Linked DNA regions of Mus musculus: region 1 is linked to region 2. A link is a loop called in an ENCODE intact Hi-C map of the cell type or tissue named here. Cell type or tissue: gastrocnemius. All regions are shown on one strand.

Region 1 (8,000 bases), 240 kb before region 2:
CCCTTACCTCGTACGAATAAAAACCTCAGTCTGTGACTACATACAGCAATCAATAAGAAAGTGTACTTCAAATATGTTCTCTAATATTTTTTATAAAACAGAAATACTATTAACTAGGAACCTGAGCTATTTCTGTAAGAATAATACAGGTATATTTTAACTAACATTGTACTTGTAATTAATGTAAGTTTTCAACAAACTTAATTGGTAATCCTAATACTCCAGATATCCACAGTGCATTTTAGAATTCGATACCATGTAGGCAGTCCAGTACAGTAAGTCAAGCAAACAAGCTGGGCTGAACCCCTTTCAGTAAGCAGTGCTTTACTATAGCATACGGCAGAACTCTGCAAAAGGTTCTTCAGTGAGATAACATTGCAGGGATTTGTCCTGGACACAAACACACAGTATATGTGAATACATATATTCATGTAATACTAAACTTCCAAGGCAAAGGGTTTAATTTTGACATTTGTAGGCTTACCTAGCTAAGAACATCTTGTTAATGCTACCCAAAATACATTTTTAGGGAGCTTGGAGAGTGGGGGTACAAATAACAGAAACTGATGCTTTTAAATAATAAAGGAATCTGACTAATCCATACACTTTCCCCCATCTTGCTTCTTTGGAACTAGAAGGAAACATGGCTCCCTTCTGTTTTCTTTCTACACTGAGATTCCTAGGTAATGTGAAGGCAAGAGTGTGCCCTTCTTGCTGCTCCCCCTTTAATGGCCACTTTTCTTTTTCTAAGAAACATGTGCCATGCCTTTCTCCTTAAAATTCCTGCACTAAAAGACTGCACCATACTGCACTCCACAAAACGTGCTGATGGCGCCAATTACAAGCCCCCAGCCGAACGCTCCAGCCCCCACCATTCGGGCAGATTTATGCGGACTCTTGCCGACGTTATTACAAGTCAGAGTTTATTGGGAAATTGTTACATTATGCGGAGTGTCTAACAAATTGCTTATGCTGCTATAATTGGATTACAACAGCCGCTTGCTCCCACCGGTAAGATTAGGCAAGTAGGACTCCTGCCGATCTCTGAGCGTTAGCAGTAATTTTATTTGCCTTGCCTCTCTCTTTCCTAACAACATGCCTCTCTCCCTGCCAGCTGTCTGCTGAAAAGGCACAGGCTTGTTCCTTGGCCCTAACAATGCAATTACAGCCCCGCAGATCGCACTGTTTGTGCATTAAGTACAGAGCCAAAACGAGGCGAATTGATCGTTTGACTTTTGGAGAAGGCATGTGATCTCTGTGCGGGCGATCCGGCACGCATCAGTAGGCAGTGCTGCAGTCGATTCCTGATGAAGGCCCTTCCTTCTTCACCTCTCTTCTCCCATAGCCTTTCCTTCTTCACTGAGGAAGACGCTGACTGGGCTCATCTCATGCTGATCTACATCAACCCACAAAGACAAACTCAATCTTATTGGCTCCCTGGCTAGATTGAAATGTGAACAGGGTCTTTGGAGCATCTTGAAGTGCCTCAGTCAGATAGATCAGTGGCCTCCAACAGCTGAACCACGCTGTCCAAAAAAGCATTCGTAGAGAGTTCACTGATAAAGAGAAGTTTACATAGGCACTGGAGTTGGAATGGCTTTCTCAGCAGCTCTGCCTTTATTCAAGGGCCATGGAGAAGCAGTGCTGAGCCCTGTGTCCTGCCTGTCTGTGCAGATCTACTCTGCTGGAAGATGCTGGAGGCCTGTGTGCACAATCAATGCCGCTCAACTCCAGGCTTAAGAACAAGCAGGCTGAGCTCCACTCCAGGCAAAGTTTTAAACATGTTTTGTTGACAGCTTTCAGTTTCTTGTTTCTTCCTCCTGTATGTTTAACAACTAACTAGTGCCTGTAGCAACACGCCTGCACAGTGACTGGAGACTGGGAGATCGTTCATGAAGATTCTTGGATGGGTCTGGACTTTTGAAAATCAATTCTCTTTTGAACTTGATTTGAATTTGATCAATTTTAACACAGACTAAGATCTCTGTGGACACTTGCTTTATCAATGGTATGTACTACTTCAGGCTTCTGTTATACAACAAATGTGTTATCAATCTGTTAATCTGTTTTGTTTCAAATCTTTTGAGACAAAAAGTCATACACAAGCAGAGTGAGTGTATTCCACATTAGCTTGACAAGTATACACTCTAACCAATAAGTCGCTTTATTGTGTATTTCTGAAAACTGTGGTAACAAACAGGTGAGTCCTGAATTTCATTCCTGGCTTCTTTACACAGTATTATACTTCTGAGATTCCCCAATCACACTGGCCCTGATGATACAATTACACCTTGCTGTGTCCACCACAAAGCTAAGCTAAGGTCTGTCAGAAGGGCCTCCATGAAGACTTGCTCTTGTGGAACAGTATATTAGAGAAGCCTGTTAACATGTAGTTTAAAACTCAGAAGAAACTGTGAACAGCTGAAATGCCTTATAAATAGCACAGACCCAGAGGAAGTGCAAACGTCTGCACTGTGAATTGTAGATCTTAATTACCGACAATGGCTGGTACAGCAAGTAGCACGGAAAAAAAGTGAAACAGTTGCACTGTTCATGGTTGGCAATAATTCTTCAGGAAAATATTTACTATCAATCAGTTATGAGAAAAGGGACTCTGTGCTCGTAAAACAGCACGTTGCTTCTCATACCAGGACCATTTTGCTTCAGCATAATCTGAATTTAAACAGCTTGTTTCCTGCGGATATAATTTTGGAAATAAATAAAACAAGTCTTCTATCAAAATCTGGAGTGAGTGGGAAGGAACATCACATTTTTCTGTCTCGGTTTCAAACAGATTATTATCTCAAATAAAAGCCAGTAATAACAAAATAACAACAACAACAACAACAGATACAGAATGTATACAAGACCACCGAATGGGCTTATTCCAAACAAAGACAGAACTACCCCTGTCTAGGCCAGGAATCAAGGTAGAAGTATTTGAACAACTCAATTTTAACTATACATGTTTATGGAACGGGTGTGGGATATAAAGGTAAATTATGGAAAAGCCTCAAACCAAAATTTTCTGTGGTACATCAATAAAGTCAATAGAAAGATAACATAAAAATTAATGTTCTTAGTTTTCTTTCATAATTAAAAAACATGAAGGTTGACAATTAGGTACGATGTGATTATAGATTTGAGAGACTGAGTTGACAGTAATGACTGTCCATTTAAAGCTACAATAAATACAGAGCTCATCATCTCCAGACGAGTGTCCTAACTCCAGCACTGTGAGCAGACAGAAGGCTCTAAACTCAACGAGCTAGGCACGGTGGGGCACCCCTCTAATCCCAGCACAGGTGGGTTTCTGTGGGTTCAAGGCCAGAATGGTTCGCACAGCCAGGGTTACCCGAGACAAACAGACAGACAGACAGAAAAAGTAAACTATATACAAGACACTTCATGGCTTCAAATATTATCCGGAGCACTCCCCACTTTTAGTTTTAAATATTTTCTTGACCCTTTTTCCGGCAAGCTAAGATTCAGGAGACTGCTGTGAAGGTAACTTATGAAACAGCTGTGCTTTCTTACATTTTATAGCAAATTAAGGGGAGTGCCCTTTCCATACGGAAACTGCAAAACTAGAGTACCCAACAGAGGAGAGCTATATACAAAATAAGGTTCGTTTCTGCTTTTGAGAAGAACCAATACCTTCTGTAAAATGCAAACAAGCAATATTTAATAAAAAGGCTATAATTAGTACTTATACCTAAACCAAAATATGGACCTGCAGGCCACACTGGAGCACAATCTGAATCAGTAGCAGACAAACCATTACTAAGAAGTAAAGGTGAGGAAAAAGAAATAAAAAATGTTTAAAGATCCACAAACATAACTTTGAGTCATTTCTTTCAAGGGTCAAGCAGTAACTGAGGCCCAGAGAGACAGCATGAAATCACGAGACAGACAGAGCATGTTTAGCAGGGAGAGAGGACAACTCTCATTGGGGCCATGCTATTGTACTGTGGTAAACATTTTTTTCAGTTATGTATTTTTATCTGACAATCTGTCTCAAATCTGAAGCAATGAACTAGAAGACAGGATGTGGGCCAATAAGGAGAAGCAGGAAGTTGGTTGTGTTCCAACTGGAAATTATAGAAATCATTATTCAATTAGAGTGGTTAAGGGGACAATGAGAGAAAATAGGTGTCAGAATAATGTTAAGACAGGCAGGAATGGGAGGAGAAGGTCACCATCTGGGAGCAAGGAGACAGACATGATGAGCAGCAATGAGCAAACATTTCCTCACTCAAGAGCACGGAAGAAATTACACCACTGTGCCAGATGCCAGAAGATTTCTAACTGCACTACTCAAGTAGAGGGTAGAAAAAGAAACAACCCCACCCCCACACGGTAGAGACACACAGCAACGCGGCTAAGGAGTTCAGAAACACTGGCTTACCAAGTAGAGAAAAACAAAAGGAACAGATGCTCAGTTGGCCAGCTCTCAAGGAAACTCATTAAATTGTCGCCCTGTCTTTGGGTTGGTGCTCATGTTAAGACTTTGCCTTTGCCTTGTTTAGCAGCAGGAACCCACTTGTGACGAAAGCGAGAGCAGCGTGCACAAGCGTGAAAGCACACTTTCTCCACCCAGTCCCCACCCGGGGTCCAAGTGGCACCTGCAAGCTGTTACTAAGGAACTGAAATTTAAATCTAATTTACATTAATCCTCATTTTTGTAGCAAATTAAGATGTGGACTCAATACACAATTGATGAACCTACCTTTTGCTGCTATAATTTAAAATAAATCTGACATTACTCATATGGCTAATTCCAATGGCTATGTGTAATATGTTTTCAGCTAATAAAGCAGGGTTAAGAGATTACTATATGTTTTAGGAAATAGAATAAAAATTATTATTGCTACTATGTAACAATTTGATTGTGTTCCCCTCTAACCACCTCGTGTATGAGAACAGAGTCCTCAGGAACAGTTAGCAGAAGATCCAGGAGAGCTTGGCACTCCTTCCATCCTGAGACTACTCATAGCAAGGCTCCGTCTACCAAGATGTGAACTTTTAAGTAGACATTGAATCTATTGTCACAATCATATAAAAATTATTTTTATAAGCTACTGTTTATATTTTGTTGTAGTAACCCAAAAGAAATAAGATAGCTTTTCTTGAATTTTATAAGATAGAGTTCACATGATAGAAACAAAGTCTTACCTCTAATAGTAAATAAAAAAGAATAGATTAAGCTGAAATTTGGAAAAAATTGCAAAACAACAAAATCCTAAATGGTAATAAAGATGTTTTTTTTAAGAAAAACAGAAACAATGCCTGTGTACCATGCACATGCAGTGTTTATATTGGCCACAAGATGAAATTGGATCCCCTGAACTGTAGTTACAGATGGTTGTAAAGCCACCATGTGGGTGCTGGGAATTAAACCTGGATCCTGTACAGGATCAACCTGTGATCTTAACTACTGAGCCATCTCTTCAGCTCTGAAGATTTTAATTTGAAATATTATTTTTGTATCTAGAGATATAGCACATATTTATACATGAAAGACTTAGGCCATATGGACAGATAAAAACAGTTTTTCATTCAAAATCAAATGTGACATCTCTTTTGGTTTTGGTTTTTGGAGACAGGGTTTCTCTATGTAGCCCTGGCTGTCCTATAACTTGCTTTGTAGACCAAGCTGGCCTCTGCCTTCCAATGGGCTTAAAGGCATATACAGCTATGCCTGGCCAAGTAACAGTGGCACAACATAACTGGATCTCTGCTCAAGCTGTCAGCGTCAGTCTATCTCCAGAGCACTACGCCCACTCTTAGGGAGGCCAGCCATAGTGGTGCTTGTCTTTAATCTCAGTACTCGAGAGGCAGAGGCAGGCCGATCTTTGAGTTCAAGGCCAGTCTGGTCAACTTCGTGAGCTCTAGAACAGCAACGGCTATGTAGACAAAACAAAACAACTGAACAATAAAAACGAGACAGGAAGGAAGGTACAAAATAAACTGTTCATCATCTTATAATAACTCACTGATCTGTGTAACTGAATAAAAAGATTCTGTTGCAACTCAAGAGAAAGAAAACCCAGCTTTCAGTTCATTCTGTATAAAATAATACCTGCTATATTGTCTTCATAAATATATGGTCTTACGATCACCTGTCGTGACAACACTGAGTAAAGGCACCCACAGGCGCAGCTCTGGGGCAGTGTGCTCTATTAACTGCTGAGCATGGTTACTTACTTTGGCCACACAATTTTCAGTCTTCATAGCAGTGCTTGTTAGACATACTGTCTCTTGGTTTATGCAAAGCCTGGCACAGCTGTTGTAAGTCTGTAGAGACAAATTTCAAGAAAAAAAAAAAAATCACTTTTTTTTTTTTTTGGTAACGATACCAAAACACTGACACACATAGCTGTCAAGTTCTCTTCAATTTCTCTAAATCAACATACAATTCTATTTGTAAAACGGAGATTTGTAGTCGCTGAGGGACCAAGCAGAGAGGAGGAGGAAAGGACAGAGTCCATGAAAGCCAATGGTGTGCCCACGAATAAGTATGTGAGCAGTGAATACACGGTATGAATGGGAGATAGAGGATTGGATATTCAAGTTTTTAAAATGCAAAATTTAACCATATGTGATATAATCCCAACACTATAGAGGCCAAAGTGAGAAGATTTTAAGTCTGAAACTAGTCTGGGCAACAAAGTGATAAAACCTGTGAACCAATCAGTGGGGAGGATTGTAAATTAGAAGCCAGACCAGGCTGTACAGCCATTTCCAGGCCAGCCTGGACTACACAACTGGATCTTTCACAACCACCACAACAAAAGAAAACGGAATAAAGAAAGAGGAGGTCTGAAGTATGACTGGGAGCCTAATTGGAAGAAAATAACACACAGAGCACTAGGCAGTGCCTACAGTGTTGGCTGCACTACAGTCTGTCTTTAAGGAGAAACGCTTTCTTCATTCACCGACACAGGGTTTCTCTGTGTAGCCCTGTCTGTCCTGGAACTCAGAGATCCACCCGTCTCTACCTCCTGAGTGCCTGGATTAAAGGCATGCACAACACACCCGTGGATAAAATACATTTTAAAACATTTCTTTACTTTTAGTTTACGTGAGTTGGTGTTTTGCCTGCATGTATTCTGTGAGGGTGCAGGATCCCATAGAAATGGAGTTACAGACATTGTAAGCTGCCGTGTGGTGGTTGGGAATCGAACTCCGATACCCTGGAAGAGCAGCTAGTGCTCTTTACTGCTGATCTCTCTCTCCAGCTCCAAATGCAATGCTTTTTTTAAGGACTAAAATAAAAGCTATTTTATGTGTTTGAGTGTTTTCCTTGCAAGTATGTCTGTGCACCGTGAGTGCAGTGCTCACAGAGGCCAGAAGAGGGCATCACCTCTCCCTTGGACAGGGGTTACAGATAACCTGTCCTGTGAGTCAAATCCTCTAGAAGAGTACCTGTGTTCTTAACCACCAGCCATTTCTCCAGCTCCCCAAAAGCATTACTGATAACTGTCAATATATCAGGGAAATAAGAGAAAACGTACTCTTTAGTTTTTCACTGTTGTTTTAGGTTTTCTCTCTTTAAATAAAGATTTATCTTTAATGTTATGTATGTACCTGTGTTTGATTATGTCCACCTATGTGCTGGTGACCACAAAAAGCAACTAGATGTGTGTGAGGTTCCTCTGGAGCTGGAATTCCAGGCAATTGTGAGTTGTCTGACATGGGTGCCAAGAATCAAACTTAGCCCTCTCCAAAAGCAGTAAGTGCTCTTGACCTCTAAGCTCTGCAGCACTCAGTTATCCCTACTTGAGACAGAATCTCACAATATACTCCTGGCTGTCCTTGAAACTTGCAGCCATCTGTTCTCTCCTGCCTCGGCCTCCTGGTTATGTTTCCAATCTAAAATTGTTGTGGATAGCATAGAATCTGTAGGTAATTGTTCTCCGCTTATGCATGCATGAGAATCTCACCTGGGACCTGCTGAAGCACAATTTCCAGCAGAGGCTGACACTGCTGGCCTGGGA
Region 2 (8,000 bases):
CCATCTTTGGGCAGAGGCAGACGCCCAAGAAACGGCGAAAATCACGCACGGCCTTCACCAACCACCAGATCTACGAGTTGGAGAAACGCTTTCTATACCAGAAGTACCTGTCCCCGGCAGATCGCGACCAAATTGCGCAGCAGCTGGGCCTCACCAATGCACAGGTCATCACCTGGTTCCAGAACCGGCGCGCCAAGCTCAAGCGGGACCTAGAGGAGATGAAGGCCGACGTGGAGTCTGCCAAGAAACTGGGCCCCAGCGGGCAGATGGACATCGTGGCGCTGGCCGAACTCGAGCAGAACTCGGAGGCTTCGGGCGGTGGCGGCGGCGGTGGCTGCGGCAGGGCTAAGTCTAGGCCGGGTTCTCCTGCGCTGCCCCCAGGCGCCCCGCAGGCCCCGGGCGGAGGACCCTTGCAGCTCTCGCCCGCCTCTCCACTCACGGACCAGCGGGCCAGCAGCCAGGACTGCTCAGAGGATGAGGAAGATGAAGAGATCGACGTGGACGATTGAGCTGCGCCCTGGACCTCCTGCCGCCCGGGCCCCCAGTGCCCGCATGCCCGCCGCCTCCCGGATCGGACCGCTAAGGGGAGCTGGGACCTCCTCTGCACCTCCCGCCTCCACCCTTGTCCCGGGGCCGGGCTTGGCCCCTGATAGCCGCCTCTTCCTTTTCGAAGCAATAAATCCGGGCCGGCCGGCGGGGCCGGCCGCCACACGAGGCCTCCGCCGCCCCGGAAGCCCTCGCCGTGCAATTCTGTATGGCTTCTGTATAAATATTTAAGCCTATATAGTGGGTTCCTCCCACCACAGCTTGATTATTTTCTTTCTTTTATTATGATTATTATTTTTTTTTAATCTCAGAGATTTCGATGTTTTCAAAGCCCGGGTGCTGCCGGGTCGGCTGACGGTGAGGCGGACTCGAGAGCGGCGAACACTACTAACTCCTGCGGTCTAGAAGCTGTTTTAATTTTTTTCTGCATGTGGCGAATGCACCGGTCCGCTCACCTCTCTCGGCCTATTACAGTTGACTTTTAATTTCCTTCTGCCTTTTTTTCCCTCCGTGAGAAGGGGGGGGGGGAGCCGGGCCCTGACTTGCAAGTTTCAAAATCGATCTTTTCTTTCCCCAGCGAGAGAAGTCTGCTTTCGATGGCGTGTCTGCCTCCCGAGGCCCACTATTTTTTAAAATTCCTCCAAATCTTCCTGCATTTTCTCGGACTGATTGCTGAAGTCTGGCTCTTAGGGAAAAAGCAGGGAAGCACCCAACCAGTCATGGAAAACAGAACCCAAAGCCCTAGGAATTATTTTTTACTCTTTAAAATTTTTTTCTTTTTGCATGTGACAGAGACCTAAAGAAGGATGACCCAAGCGCTAACCCTCACCTCCTCTGTAGCTCTGGGTCCGTCTGTCAACATCTCTCTCCCGTCTCAAGTTGGCCATTCGAGGGTGGCCCAGGGAGGGTGGGTTCCGGGTGCCCTTTCCCAGCTCCTGCCTTGCCCTCTCTTTCTTCGACTGTACCCAAGGCCTCTTCCTCCGATAAATAAAGTCTTTGCCATTTTACTAGAATGGACCGCGATCGCATTTGCGAGAATGGGCCGGATTTACCCGAAGCAGTCGTAGGTTAAGATTGTCCCTGTTGCCCCCTGTAGGTCCCACCCGCCTTGGAGATTTCGGGGAAGTTTCAGGGCAGGCTTAGGAGGAACAGACAGGCAGTGGGAGGAAGCAGTGTCTTTTGCCCAGGCCCAAAAGCACGCAGCAGCTACTAAGTGGACTGTGAAGCCTGCTTCGTCGGGTCCGGGTTAAAAAAAAAAAAAAAACAAACAAACAAAAAAACAAAAAAAAACCCAGGCTTGCGATTGTAACAGAAAACTCGTTTGTACAAGGAAGGCTCCAAGGTATGGCAAGACTTTTCCCGCTGTTTTGCGTTCCACCCCTGACCTCCGCAGTGTACCCATGCGGCCTCCACGACTGCCAAACACGGACACCCTGGCAGGTGCCACTCAGTGGAAGATAAGGGTGGAGCCTGGAGACGCTCAAGTTATGGTCATGTCCTGAGGGCTTCAGCCTGGTTTGGGACTCAGCACCTAGGGCATCCTGAATTACACTCGTGGGCTTTCAGGAAAGCGAACCCCAAGTGTCTGGGGGTTGTAGGACATTTCTAGTAACATTTACAGACGCTGGCCCGGAGCTTGACTAGCGACAGGACTATAGGTGTCCCGGGACTGCTTCCTGGATTTCCTTTGGGCGGCTGGGCTAGGGGCTCAGGCCGCTTTCACTTTCCTGAACTGAGTAGGGGGGTTCTCTCTGGGCTTTTGTTGTCTTTGGGCTGGCGAGTGGCCGCTGTCACCAGAGTTGGGTCCCGCCTCCAGGCCGATGGGCTCCCTTTCTCCGAAAAATTGATGTGAGAAACGCGCATCTGGTCTCGGGCAGGCGATGGGGCCCCGGGGCCTGAGTCAGGAACGTGCGTGTCCAAGGAGGAAGCTAAGTGACAGCCAGAAACAGGAGAAGGGAGCACTGAGAGATGCTAGAAGCTGAGCGAGGGGGTGAGAGACTGAGAGTCAGGGGAGAAAGAGAACCATTGATAGAAACAGGGGCAGGGAGACGGAGGGGAAAAAGGAGAATGGGAAGAGTCGAGGAGAGGAGAGAACAGAGACCAGAGAAGGCAAGAAGCGGCCGGGCAGCCGTGCGGGCCTTACGGCCGGTTCCTCCCGGGCGACATAAATCGCCCTCTCTTAGGATGGATGGGTCTGTAATTCGGAGCGCGGACCATGAAGGCCGGGACGAATGGGCCCGGGCGGCCGCTGACAGGCGACAATAGCCGGGCCCAGCCCCCCGCGGCTCCCGGTGCGGGCACGGCCGCGGCCCTCCGCAGCCCAGAGCGCGCCAGCGCTGGCGACCATATGGTTTTTGAATTTTCTTCACAATTTGTAGACAATTTGATGGATTAGGTCCCCGCGCGCGCCTCCCCGGCACAAAGGCGGCGCAGGGACCGCGGCGCGGCGGTCACCCGGGCATCTGCGCCCGCCGCGCACTCCACCCCCCCCCCGCCCGGCCCCCACCCCGCGCCCGGAGCCCCCGGGCCGCCCGCCCAACACGCCCATGAATCCCAATGAAGCAGCCCTGGCACCTCCGGCCGCTCCGCGCTTCCAGACCCTGGGCTGGGCCCTGCTGGGTCCCCTCGGGCTGGGGGCGGCGGCCCCAGGGCTGAGCCCACCGGAGCTGCGGCGCCCGCGGGGCGCGCAGCTAAGCAGGCGCATCGGGGCTGAGGAGAAACGGGGCCATTTATCCGCCCGTCTAGTTAAAGCGGGTTATTTGTTTGCTTCTCTGGCCTCCTCCCCTCCCCTCCCCTCCCCCTCCCTTTCTCCCCCTCCCTTTTCTCTTCTGCCTTTTATTCTTTTGTCTCTAAATGGATTTAATGAGCCTGAAAAACATGACAATTGAATATAACCAAGAAATAAAAAATAACGAGGGAGGAAGGAAGGAGGAAAAGAAAGAGAGGAAGACGGAAGGAGAAGGATTAATAAAGTAAAAGGGGGGAATCGATTCAGCAAATATTTATTGTGTGCAGGTGTCTAGGGAAATTGAAACGCAAGCAGAGCTGGTCGCTGCCCTCAAGAAGCTCCTAATCTAATCTGCAGGCCCGGAAGCAACGATGAACGTTAGGAAATCCTCGGTGACCATGAGGGAGGGCTGCTTGCAAAAGGCCAAGACCCAACTTCGGGCTCATGGGTGGAAATGGCTTCTTGGAGGAGGAGGCCTAAGACTCAGGCCTTGAGAGACAAAAGTGATCCGTTGTGTCTGTGGGCTGGCAGGGAAGTCCAGTTGAAGGAAAGAGTGACCATGTGGAGGGGAGGGACACCTGAGGCTGAGCCCCAGCCGGTGAGCCCTAGACGTGCGGGAACTCTGATCAACGTAAGGAAGCCACTCTGCGGTCACCTCGGCTCCGCTGAATTCTGAGCTTCTGCCCCGCTTGTCGCTGTGCTTCGGAAGCGCGCCAGGGTGAGGTTATCCAGGCCTGACTTCAGCCATGCCGAGCACCGCAGGTTGGGGCTCACCCTCCAGGCTAGGTTAAGCATCAGACAGTGGGGAAAACGTTAAGTGTGGGTAAAGGCTTTAATCCAGGGAGGCCGGGACTCTAGCCTGCCATCTTCTTAGTTATCTGATGAAGTCTGAAGCCAGCAAGTAGCCCAGGGGTGCTCAAATGGCCTTGGCCCAGGTCTTGCCTCTGAGACCTATGACGTAAGAGAGCCTTGAACTCCAGGTTTCACCGAAGAGCCTCTCACGGGGTACCTGCCTAAGGGTGAGGCTGTGTGCAGTTATCACACTGAGGAGTGTCCCGGCTCTGCACGAGCTGTGTGGGCTTTGCATATCTGTTTCTTCGTGTCTGAATGTGACATGGACCCTGTGTAGAGCTGTGGGCCCCACGCCCACTCTGGGTGAAGTTCTTTATGGCTCGGCCCTTCACCCAGAGTTCCTTGATCGCTTGGGACCAATACAGATTTATTTCTTTGGGAATCCCAGCCCTGTGCAGACCACTTTCGGTTCCTGGCTGACCAAGGGAGGACAATTAGAGGCTTTGTCTCTCTCCCTTTTTGGTTGAGTTCTGGACCTTGGTGAGGCTTGTTGAGTCCTGGGACGTAACTGATTTCACAGACTGGAGCCCCTTCCGTGCGCGGACAGGTCGAGCTACCCGGCTGGAGCTTGCCTCCTCTGCGCCTTGCGGTTCCGCCTTCCCCTGCGCGGTGGCCTGACGGTCGGCGCCGGGTGAGGCCGGGAGGCGCAGTTCCTTATTTTACGAGGTGTCGGGCCAGTGTCAGACGCAGCTCCGATAAGTAATACTCCAGTCTGAGGGACCAGAACGTGGTAATTAATCCCAAAGACTTAAGTGTATTTTAGTTCAGGAGAAAAAAAATCACTAATTCAATCGTCCGGAAAATTGAAGTTTGATGCATGAGTCCCCCCTGAAAGGGACGGGCTGGGGCCGCACGTCTCCCCTCCGCCCCTGCCGCTTGCCGCGGGGACCCCCCTCCTCCCCACCCCTTTGAGCCAACGGGTCCAGAAAAGTCCACTCATCCGGCCATGCTGGCTCTCAGACACCAGAACCCAGGGACACCCGGGCTTTTCTTCCCACCCCCAGCAAACAACCCCTCTTTCCTGGGACCCTGGAGACATTTTGTGCTGGAAGTAAATTTGCTCCCCAAACATATACATTTAGAAGGGGACACAAGGGGACCTCAAAGATGTGAAGGGAATAGCCAGATTAGAGGCCAGTATAGGTGAGGTCAAGGAGTGTAAGGCCACCAGGGAAGGGGACAGGGAACCTGAGTGGGTAGAGTGGGTAGGGCCAGCTGCTCACATACAATAGTGAGCAGGGTAGGTGTGAGCTGGTGGGGAAAGCTGGCTGAGCTGAGCGGTGTGCCTGAGATGCAGGTAAGCAGCCGTGTGGGAAATAGGTATATCTCTAGAATATTCCTATGCAGAGCTAGCCTAAGTGCCTGGCCCCCAGGATATAGCCATAGACTGGGTCTTCCAAAGGAAAGGAAAACTGAGGCCCCTGGGTTTTGTGTGGATTTTGTGTGGGTTATGTGGGGGGGTGAGAGGATCTTCCCACCACCAGTTTCTCCTGGGGTCCCATCTTTGCTCTCCCAGGCTCTTACCCATTCTTTCTCTTTGATACAACTGCCTGTCCTGAAAGATACTTGGTGCTGGTGTGTGTGTGTGGGGGGGGGTTTGAGCTGCACAGAGACCAACAAGGGTGCATTTCTGAGTGTGCCTGCGTGTGGCTAGAGACTGAACATGTGCATCTGATTGATGGAAATGGAGCCTGTGCAACCGGGGGTGTTTGGGGGTGCGCGGCCATGGCCCGAGTAACCAATCACTGTAGACACGTGTGTGCAACTGTCTCAGTGTGCCTCAGTCTGTGCGCGGAGGGGAGGAAAAGAGTTGGGGGTGACCTGCGGGTGAGCATCGGCTGGGGTGTTGCACGGGGTGTGAGCAGAGAACCAGGAGAAAGAGCATTGGAGAAACTGAAGTAGGCACAACTCAGACTCCAGCACTCTAAACCTTTAGGCCAACACAGACTCAGGTAGATGTGCATTCACAAGATGGGGGGGGGGGGGAAGGCCGAGGGTACCTAGCCTGAAGAGAAGGTAGCTCACCCCCCCCCCCAGGGGAGCAGCTGGTGGTCTAGAGAACCTTCCCAGGGGTTTGAGTCTACTCCTCTACTCCACTCCGAGGGCAGCTGAGGCCACAGAAGAACACCACACTGTGGGCTCTGCTTCTTTGAGAGAAGGTTGTGGAGGTAGTCTCTGCCACCCCTGAATGGCTTCCTTATTTACCCCCTCCCATTCAACTTGATTACTAGGCTGAACTGAAACCCCTGAGGTATAGCTTCAATGGGCCCAGGTTCCCTACCACTCACTGGAAGGGGCTCAGCTCTGCCCACACCAGGAAGAGTATAAATGACCACTGTATACATTTCTATGCAGAGGGGCCAAAGATGTCAGTGGGATGGGACAGGGTGTAAACAAACCAGTTGCTCTCATCTTGGGATCTGGGTATGGCTGTGACTATGTTTTGTAGACATATCTGCTTATGCAGGCTGCCCTAATGGAGAGTTAGGTGTTTCTAGTTGTGGGTACTTCTGGAGAAGAAAATTGGTTACTTGTTTGTTGTTCTGGGACCCAGACAGAAGCACTTTGATGAAAATTCTGCCAATATTCTGGTGTGCTGAGAGGGAGCTCAGCAGCAGAGCTGTGTTAGCAGAGCACGGTGAGCGAGCAGGAAGAGAGCTTTCTCTGGGGGAGCTCTCGATTTTTGGCCCCAGGGGAGACCCATTGTCACCATGTGTATAAAGGGGTTCATGACAGGTTGTAACTACCTCTAGGAGTAGATATGACATCTGAGTATAAGGGACAGAGGTATCCCTGACTCAGTGACTGCTTCCTGACTCCCTCCAGCAGTCTCAGGACTCTGGAATCCAGGATGCTGTGGGTTGGGGCGCTGTGCAGTGGGGAGATGTCATGGCTGAGAGTCCCTTCTGCCAAGCAATAGGGGCTTTTTTCCCCTCCTCCATGCCCCTTCCATGTACAGAGGGTCAGCTTAGGAGCTAGGTGGGAAGAAGCAGCCTCTTACATCTGCTGAGAGAGCGTTCAAGGTTAAATGTCCATGGGGGAGCCAATGTACCCAGCTGCCTGAGGTCTCACACGTATGTATATGTAGAGTGGATGAAGCATCCCCCCAGCCAATCCAGAAACACCCCCCTCTCAGGCACACAGCACCACAAACACGGTCCAGAAACAATGAACACACACACAAGGCAGGCACCCAGTGATACAGACACAGGGTTCCTGGACACATAGTGTCACTGAATATGACACAGCACATCCGTCTAAATTCAGACAGCCACTAGCATATGCAATAATTAAGCGCACAGGAGGCACGGTGTCTATGCCTGCAATTCCAGCACTCACTTGGGAGGCAGAGGCTGAAGAATGGTCACAAGTTTGAAGCCAGTTTGTGGCTCAATAGTGAGTTTCAGGCCAGCTAGAGCTACATGGCAAAATCTTGTCTCCAAAAAGCAAAGCAAAACAAAACAACAACAGAAAAAAAAAAGGGGGGGGGAAGACAGGGAAAATTAAACAGGTAAACCTTAGATGTTGAACAGATTCACAACATCACTACTATCCGCCCTTCTACACACACCAGCAAGGGGAGAGGCTTAGGCCATGGTTTCTGGATGCAGACAGGCAGGTTCCCTCACGTTCTGGCAGCCAGAGTGGAGAGGGAACTGGCTGTCTGAGTGACTTTGGTGGAAACGCCACCAGTTTGTGCTAAAGGGAGCCCAACCACTGCGAGGGCTGCAGTCACAGAACAGGGTGGTGGGGCAGGGAGGCTTCTGCCTGGGGGAGCTCCCAGTTCTTGGCTCAGGAAAACGCCAAGTCCCAAACCACCCTGGAAATGCAATCAAAGCCGCCCTGCCGCCCACCCGCCCTGCACAATGGCTGT

Evidence for each region. Hi-C counts contacts between places; a loop is a spot of excess contacts. Peaks named below come from ENCODE experiments on the same cell type or tissue, not always from the same donor. Only the 100,000 strongest peaks of a DNase experiment are listed, where the experiment ranks them.
Region 1: it touches region 2 in a loop (6-fold over the local background); 2 of 42 quality-filtered maps call a loop at or near these places.

The regions. Positions count from the first base shown.
Region 1 is chr19:45,469,312-45,477,311 of GRCm38, reverse strand. Btrc (beta-transducin repeat containing protein) reads right to left here. Exons shown (of 15, transcript NM_001037758.2): 4 at 6,208-6,297. Among named protein-coding and RNA genes, the nearest start is that of Gm19639, 70 kb to the left of the region's middle. In gastrocnemius, a CTCF peak has its summit at 7,357 (motif pointing right); DNase peaks (open chromatin) are centred at 903, 1,103 and 4,469; H3K4me3 peaks cover 1,701 bases; H3K27ac peaks cover 4,535 bases.
Region 2 is chr19:45,226,243-45,234,242 of GRCm38, reverse strand. Lbx1 (ladybird homeobox 1) reads left to right here. Exons shown (of 3, transcript NM_010691.6): 3 at 1-1,559. The coding sequence ends at 509. Among named protein-coding and RNA genes, the nearest start is that of Lbx1, 6.6 kb to the left of the region's middle. In gastrocnemius, no CTCF peak of the experiment used is centred here; DNase peaks (open chromatin) are centred at 2,838, 3,124, 3,896, 4,681 and 3 more places; H3K4me3 peaks cover 5,271 bases; H3K27ac peaks cover 5,465 bases.